Linked DNA regions of Homo sapiens: region 1 is linked to region 2. Evidence: read pairs that join two places in POLR2A ChIA-PET (ENCODE). Cell type or tissue: endothelial cell of umbilical vein. All regions are shown on one strand. Links, peaks and the distances in the headings refer to the core of each region. The heading gives the core; the rest is flanking DNA.

The links. ChIA-PET counts read pairs that join two places held together with the same protein. Peaks named below come from ENCODE experiments on the same cell type or tissue, not always from the same donor. Only the 100,000 strongest peaks of a DNase experiment are listed, where the experiment ranks them.
Region 1: POLR2A ChIA-PET joins it to region 2 with 8 read pairs; 3 of 35 experiments call an interaction of 5 or more read pairs at or near these places.

What each region holds. Positions count from the first base shown.
Region 1 is chr7:116,614,726-116,619,128 of GRCh38, forward strand. The region is part of intron 2 of COMETT (cytosolic oncogenic antisense to MET transcript); the gene reads right to left. Among named protein-coding and RNA genes, the nearest start is that of MET, 55 kb to the right of the region's middle. In endothelial cell of umbilical vein, for the core only: no CTCF peak of the experiment used is centred there; DNase peaks (open chromatin) are centred at 266 and 2,126; H3K27ac peaks cover 1,873 bases.
Region 2 is chr7:116,492,618-116,497,020 of GRCh38, forward strand. All of the region lies in intron 1 of CAV2-DT (CAV2 divergent transcript), which reads right to left. Among named protein-coding and RNA genes, the nearest start is that of CAV2-DT, 4.7 kb to the right of the region's middle. In endothelial cell of umbilical vein, for the core only: no CTCF peak of the experiment used is centred there; no DNase peak of the experiment used is centred there.

The DNA.
Region 1 (4,403 bases), core at 231-4,230, 120 kb after region 2:
GCTGCAGGCGAACAGGCTGCTCATTAACTGCAACCAGGGAGTAACCGAGAGAGTATCTGCCAATTCCGATTTTTCCTTTGTGTCCAGACAGAATTCATTTGTTAGGAGTCTCCTCTGTGACCTTAGAGTTGACTACAGAAAACAATACATTTACATGATGAAGGTAGCGTCAAAGATTTCAGTTTATTAACAACTTGGAAAGACGCTAATTCTGGACCCAGTAAATACACAGATGGTTCATTTAAGGAGGAAATATCTGCAAAGTCATGTTTCCTGGTGTCTGAGACCTACACAATAGACAAGTCAAATGGTTAGCAATCTCAGTAGTGTTTCTTTAATTTGATTTGAATCCTGTACTTTCAATGTTGACTTCTGAGCTTTATCTTGACTTTCTTTGATTGGCACGCCCTTCCCAAGGAGCTGGTTGTCTAGGTGATGAATACTGCATGTCATAATAAAACAAAATACTTTTGAGGTAAACAGTCACTAATGCACTGGCTTTGGAAGTTTAACCTCTCCCCTGATGGAGGGAACGGGCATGAGGATGCCTCCCCCTGGAAATTGTCAAAACAGGGTTCAGTGTCAATTCATCCATGTACTTGCTCATCCTTGACGATCTGCAGTGAATCTACATTATGAAAATATTTTTAGTAAGCTGGATTTTTTAAGAAATAAGAAAAGAACACTACATCATCTCCTGCCAATTGGTATACGGCATGTGTAAATCATTTCTTTACAATTCCTTTCATAACTTATAAAATTCACATTCCAAGAATTTCCTGGAAGGATGTATGCAGTTAGATTTAGGTGGTTATGCCCTTTTCAGTTTCAGCACAGCTTTGAGTCTTGCCCCAACCTGAGACCTGACCCCCAACCCCCGATTATCAGTAATTCCATCTAGTTCGCATAAAGAGTTCTCTCAGTTATTGCTCAGTGACAAGCAGTAGCTTGAGAGAGGTGGGAATAGAGAGCAATATAATAGCCAATCCCTTTGTACTTTTTATGGAAAGTAGTGAAACTGAAGAGAGACAAAAGCCATCTTGAAAGAGTGAAAATGACAACAGGACATCCGTGGCTCATTAGGCTAGCACAGTAGGCTTCCCCATTTGGAGAAATGGGATTTGAAGTCCCAAGAACAAATGAAAGGTAATTGTTTTGAATGCTCATGCTATTATTTATTTATAAGAATCTACACACACATACCACATGCACACACACACATACCTTCACACCTACATGCACACCAGAGAGCTTAGTAAATGAGTATGCTGTGCCCAAGAATGGAAAGGGTAGAAACAGCAGGAGCAGGTTCGTTGGCAGAGCTATACAGCAAAAGACAAATATACCCAGCATACAGTATGTGTGCTTGGCTCAAGTCTGTGCAATTAGTACTTCTATTTACAGCAAACCTCTTGTACCAGCAATTTAAGAGTAAATGACAACTAGTTTGAAATTGTTTGATCAGAATGCAAAATTGAACCAAGGTAGGTTCTAAAGCAGATTAACTAACTCACTTTTTTTCCCCCTCCTGCTAATTGAGAGTACATGTGCTCATTCCTGGCATTGATTTGCTGGCTTCTAATTCAGGATATGAGTTTAAAATATTAATCCACAAACTTCTCATTTTCTTTATTGGTTAATACAACTCATGACAAATTGTACTGCCTAAATTCTTCATCTTAATGCTTCCACTCTGAATTTTTTTCTGATTCTTCCATCTATTTCATATATTTGTCCTTATCACTCCCCTCACAGGCTATATTTTTATTTTTTCCTCTGCTAAATTTTCTTAGAGCAACATTAGTCAGAAAAATGAGAATATGAGTAACAGAGATTAATAGATACCACTCAGAGGACAGAGGCTCAGCACAATGTAAGCTCTGTGCTGAAGAATGGAATCATTGGAAAGAAAAAGAGTTGGGTGCCCAGAGGTTGATGTGGGCTGAGTCCTTCTTTTCTATGAACGTTTCCAAATACCTTATTTGGCAAGCACTGAGTCTTGCATTAGTCAATCCGTTTTCCTTTGGAGTTTGCAATTAATCTAATTTTCCAAAGATGCCAATTTGCCTGTTTGCTGAAGAGAACAATATTGGTGTTACACAGAGGGTAGTTGACCCAAGCAGACACATAATGCCTGATCTTGAAGCCTATTCTTTACAGATAAGGAGATGAACTACACTCTACTCTGTAGAATGACTCACAAAGATGATTGTTCCAGCAGCTAGTGCCATGAAAACCTCTGCATTCCAAAGCCCATTTTGAGAAGTTATTGTTCTTCAAAGAGCCTACTGTTTGCATTACAATGTCATTTACATTACATCAGAAAAAAACTAAAATTCACCTTTGCCAAAAGGAAAGGCAAAATCATTACAGGAAGTTATACTTTCTTATTTCTAAAACAAAAATTGCCCATATGGAGAACCAACCAAAATAAAAATTTCTTGGGAACAAATGTCAACCATTTAAAAGATATATTTGATGTTAACATAACACAGGTATTTTTTAAATGATACCACTTTTTTCACAACAATTTTCCTAATTATTCACACCACTTACAATTCAGAGAAATAAACTCGGAAGTGTTTTGAGACATAAAGAGGGGAGGGAACTTTTTTTTAAAAGACCACCTGTGTGTGAAGTGCTTCACTCAGATCATTTCACTAGACCCTCAGAACAACCCTGTAGGGTCCACAGGATATTCTAACAGGTAAAATACTGAGGCACAGAAAGACTAAATAAATCATCCTGGATCACACAGAAAGTAAGCTGTATATTAAGGGAACATCTGTCCTGAACCATCATAACCTTTCCAGCACAATACATTATATGCTAAGTTTCTTTCTTCCTTTTCTCTCTTCCAAAAGCAAATGTCTTATAACGCAATGACTAGAGAACTCTTCAGGAATATATCACCTAATTTAGTAAAGGTATTCTTATGAATAAATCAAATTCATTTTTAAGAGAATCAAGGATATTTTCTTCTGCTATAAAGTCTTCAAGAAATAATTTTAATGTTTTGTTTAAATTAATATATGCTCTTCTATTTAATGTGCGTGTCCTAATTTGTATTTTAGTATAACAAATTCAAGCACAGCACATCATAATTATGAACAATTCTTCATATGTAAACATAAAGCACACCAGTGACCTACCAGGAGTAGGTAATATTATTCAAGTTGTTTTTCCAGCAGTAGTGATGAATTGGCACCGATTCTTTCTTTCTTCTTTTCTTCCCTGGTTCCCTTGGGGAAAATTGTATGTATTTGCATTTGCCAGAAACTCTATTTAAGATTGAGAGCATAAAAAGTGTCCCAAGTGAAACAGCCCACAAGGGAATTACACCTATGACCTTGGCCTCATTCATATCACGCTCGAACCAACTGAGTTAAGCAGCTGTATTTTCTTAAGTACAAGAACATATTTATTTGGTAAATATGGGAGTTTCGACTTCTCCAAGCCCCTCAGAGACCATTAAGTGGACTTCAGCATTCACTTGTTCAACAGATTCTGATTGAATACTTAAATGCAGACAGTCTAGTACTTAGTGATTTGAGAGCTTAGTGATTTGCATCAAGCAGTACAAGATGTGACTCCTGGTCACCAGGAATTACAAGTTAGTTGATTAAGGGAACAACATACACAAAAGTATAGCCATATGTATTAGGTAAGCCTGGGCCTGGATTCAGAGAAACCTGGCCTTGTATCCTGGCTCTGACACTTACTGGCTATAGGATATCTATCATACGACTTCTTCTTTTAGGTTCTACTTCCTTACATGTAAAACAGAAAGAACCTCAGAAGTAGTCTTGAGACCCAGATGAGAGCCTATTCTTCAAGTTCTTCACATAGTGACTCACATATATTGAGCACCCAGTATATTGTAGCCACTGTGTGAAAGATGGGAGAGATGAGAATCAAAATTTTCTAATCTCCTAAGATTACTTAGTTTGTCCAAAACTAAAACTCTGCCCAAGCCAAAACTATCCATATTCTTCTCCATCTCTGCTAATTGGCATCATCATCTCTAAAGCAATCTGTGTAAACTAATGCGTATACTTCCCTGTCTGCTAGATTTCAACATCTCAATACTATTTCTTGTCACTTAATTTGCAGAACACCTTTACCTCCCCTCTGAGCTATTTTCTCAGCTACTCTCCAATTAAAGCTTTTGATTCCTGGGCTGGACCAGTACCACCTCAGTAATCCCCTGACTTGGCATATTTCTTCCCAGTTTCTCATTCATCCAATCAGCCCCCCGTGTAACTGTCCTCAGCACTCTCACTAGACACAGTGCTAGTCAAGTCCTGACAGCATACATTGGACTTTCTAGGCATTGTCTATAGAGTACTTGTTAAATTGTCAACAGTTATATAAAAATTCCTTTCTTTGCACTTCCACTTCCA
Region 2 (4,403 bases), core at 173-4,172:
GGATTTTACAAAATGATAATATAATAACTCTATTTTTGCCCCAAACATTTAGCTATTTGTGCTCTACTCCTTCAGAAAATACTTTGCTTTCATAGTAAAAGTCTTCAGAACCAAGTAATTTGAGTAGCATGCCCTTTATAGCAACATTCTGCAAATTCTACTATTTCCAAATAAAGTAGTGTGCAGTTTTTCAGGACCACAATGTTTTACTATCTAAGTTTATTTCTGGTAACCTATTTATCCAAGAGATTCCAATGACTGCAATACTTTTTAAAAGGTAAAAAGGCATACCTTTTAGTACTATGTGTAATTATATGAACGTATATCGATGGACAATAAGTAACAAGCAGAATTTTACGTATATTCACTATTATGAAGTGGGGGGGACTCCCTCTGTCTATCTGGCACATAATTGTTATCATTTCCAAAAAGTGAAATGGTAACATAAAGATGTTATAGAAAATAGTGCATATTTCAGTAAAATGTTTCTTTCAAGGTCAGCATGATGAGAATATTCCGAATGCTTTGAAGGATTCTACTCTTCCTCCTCTTTTTTTAAAGAAAATGCAAACATGTACTAAAGTTGCTTTTGAAATAAGACATTTATCCATTTAGTAATTGCTTAACTAGAGAAGAATTACTTCATTCAGACACTCAAGAATGTCAACAGTCTTATTTATAATGTATTTAATAGAGTACCTTCTTTATTAACTACCTGTAGATCCAAACTTCAGGCTGTTCTAAACAAGAAACTAAGAACTTAATAAGCAGTTAGCAGACACTGAGGGTCTCATTGTGCTTCAGTGGCCCAAAAAGAGTAGATACAGACATCTAAATTGCCTATTTTATGCCTTTATGTATTGTAGAAATCTGCCTTACTGTTTTGTGTAGCCACAGAACAGAAATAGACTAACTTTTTTTTAGTAAACTCTCTGGAAACAAAAATCTTCCCAGATATTTATTGTTAGGAAAATATAATCTAAAAATTCTTCTGCCCAACCCCTTGGCTGCATCCCAGTCTTCCATCTGCTTTGTGCAGTTGGATTCCCTTTGCTCTTTACTCATAAATGATTCTCTCAAGCATTAAAAGTCACCTGATAGACACCAAAGCCATAATTTGCAAGATCCAGGTGGAAGGCATTTTGTACTTTTGTTCTTACTTTTATACTGGAAATATGCAATAAGGCTAAAATTCGTTTTTTAAAAAAAGACTTCCCATTTTTTTTCTCTTGGCTAATGTAGTAGATTAGCTATGTTATTTTCAAAAATTTGCATTAACTCTAAATAAAAAACAGAATAACATTTGTAAAAAGAAAAAAGATTAGAGAACACAAAGGCTTCAAACTGAGATACAATAAATTTTTTGTCCAAAATTAAATCCCAAATCAAGAAAACAACCTTTAGATCTGTTGTTTTAGCAACTAATAATCTGCTGTGCACATTTCAGTTGGTATTTGGAAAACATTTAACTCTGTAGCTTTGTAGAAATGATATTCCCACTTGAACATAGAGGAAATTGTACTTATTGAGAGTTTAACTCAAGAGTTAGTGCACAACAAAAGTTCATTAGTGCCCATTTCATGTTCTGGAAAGATAAAATATCAGCATCCTATAGAGATGTCTTATTTGTATATACAGCATTTCAGAAATCAATGGGATACTCAAAAGATTAAACAGGAACATCCTTTACTTATGGAACACAGGATAAAATAAATCTAAAATTAATTGTCATACATCGTTTTTGAATGAGAACCAAATGACCTATCCTACCACCTCTAATTGTGAATACAGGTTTTTCAAGAGTGTACCTTCTTCCTCATTTATTTCTAATTGCCAGGCATTGCCAAACAAAAGTTAATTCTGGAAATTCTTGTAAATGAAGAGAGGTTTTTGATCAGAGAAGGTGTTGTTTGAAACAGCCAGAAGATCCAGCTTGCAACAATTACGGACAAGCTACTGTGTCTTAATATCAAGCTAAAAATTCCCTGGTCCACTGATGCAAGACTTATTTTACTCAAATTGTGAACAAAAAGACAAGTGGTAAATTAGGAGGGAAAAAAGTGAAGCAACTTTTATTAAATACCATGCAACCATCTGGCACCACTCCGCAAAGTTGATTATTGACTAACTTTAATAGCAGACATTTTTGTCTATTCCTTTAAACATTTTGTGGAGGAAATGTCCTCTGTATTGGGGGGGGTGGGGGGACAGTTGGAGGTGGGGGGCAGATAGTGGTTGAGTGTGAGTTGGAGGGTAGAAGGAGGAAATTAAAAGATGCATTGATAAAGCAGTAGGGTACAGGAGTTATGCAAGCAATAGTTTATGTAAAGCCACAGAGAGAGTGGCTTATGCCAGAAACAGCAGGTCCTTCCAAATTTCTCAAGCTTTGTCCTTGCTAACAGTAAGCAAGCCTAGGAGGGGATGCTTGAAGAACCTGGTAAGCAACTGCCCGGCTCTCCCACTAACAAGTCCATGGATTTCTCAGTTAAGGTTACTTAAAATTGCAAAAGCTATTCACTTGCTGAAGATTGTCAAAAATCACTGAATTTTATAGCTTTAAGAGAGAATCTTACAGATCAAGAAGTCCCAAGCCTGTATTTTTCCAGATATAATCATTTAAACAATCCTAACCTTTGTGAGGAAAGTATAGGAGGCCAGGCAAGGTAGACAGAGCTTGAGGCCTTGGCAGTTGCTTCCTTTTGATCTCTAGGGGAAGGGGGTGGGGGTTAATATGTATTCATTAATTAATACCAACATTGTATTGAAAAAATTGCAATTAGTCAATGATAATGGGTTCTTCTGAACATTTTACATGACAAACAAATATTCTTAAGTTTAATTTCAAAAAGACGTGGAGTTTCTTTCTATTTTTTTTTTTAAGATGGGCCTTGCTCTGTGCCCTCAAACTCCAGTCTACAATCTCAAACTCCTGGGCTCAAGAAATCCTCTTGTAGTAGCTAGGACTACAGGCATCTCTCACTACACCTGGCTAGTTTTTTTTTTATTTTTTGTAGAGACTGGGTCTCACTATGTCTCCCTCCTCAGCCACCCAGAGAGCTGGGATTATAGGTGTAAGCCACTGTGCCAGGCCTAGCCCTGGAGTTTCTAATACATTGGTGATACAACTCTGAGATTTCTAAGCATGGATTTGTAAATGAAGAGCTGGAGCTTAATTTTTCTAATTCACACAGCACTGTTTCAACATTGTCTTATTCAGTGGTTCTCAGCCTGGGAAAGAAGGAGAAAGGTGATTTTGCCCCCCAGAGGACATTTGGCAACATTTGGAAACATTTTGGTTGTCATGACTGGGAGTGTTATAGGTATCTAGTGGATAGATGCCAAGGATGTTGCTAAACATCCTACAATGCACTGGACAGTCTCTCAAGGAAAAATGATCTGGCCCAAAATGCCAACAGGGTTGAGATTGAGAAACTCTGGTCTAATCTGAACACTCTGAATATTATTAAAACATATGGTGAGATCAAGAATTTATTACTGCATTTTCGTTAATACCAATTTGCTCAAAGGCAGTTTGAAAAACAGACCCTGACTAAAATTGCATGTGCGTTATACAGGGAAAAAAATATGACACATTTGTGATTTGAAAAGGAAAAAAAGCTGAAGGGAAAAAATTAGATATTTTTATTCATAAGAGCATTGCCATACAATTTTCAATGCTCCAGAAAAATAACCTTCTTCCATTGACACTGTGCTGAAAGAAGTGAGTAACAAAATGGTTATAAACTATCCTTCTCACAAATTCTAATCTATTATCAGACTGTTATTTCTAAAATATATTAATACACCATCTAAAAAACAGCCCTCTTATCAGAAGCTATGATACATAATAAGTCAGAAGATAAATGCACCAGTAGGAATTTATTATAATTTTTTTAATTTCTCTGGATTACAGGGCACGTAAACTCTGTAGGAGGTGCTTATTGGAGAGTAATTCTGTGATCCAGAAGACACTAGAATGTGTTCAGCCATTTAGCACCCACCCACCCCCTTTCTTTTCCCTTTCCTGGTAAATTTTCCTTTATGTTCATAAGGACAGATGCCATTGCTGTGGGAATCACTCTGGTTTAAGCCTCTTGAGAAAAACAGTAGCTAACTATATTAGTCCGTTCTCACACTGCTATAAAGAAATACCTGAGACTGGGTAATCTATAAAGAAAAGAGGTTTAGTTGGCTCACAGTTCCACTAGCTGTACAGGAAGCATTATGATGGCATCTGCTCAGCTTCTGGGGAGGCCTCAGGAAACTTACAATCATGGCGGAAGGTAAACAGGGAGTATCACCTCACGTGGCCACAGAAGGAGCCAAAGAAAGGTGAGGGGGAGGTGCCACACACTTTTGAAGGACGAGATCTAATGAGAACTCACTCACTATACAGTACCAAC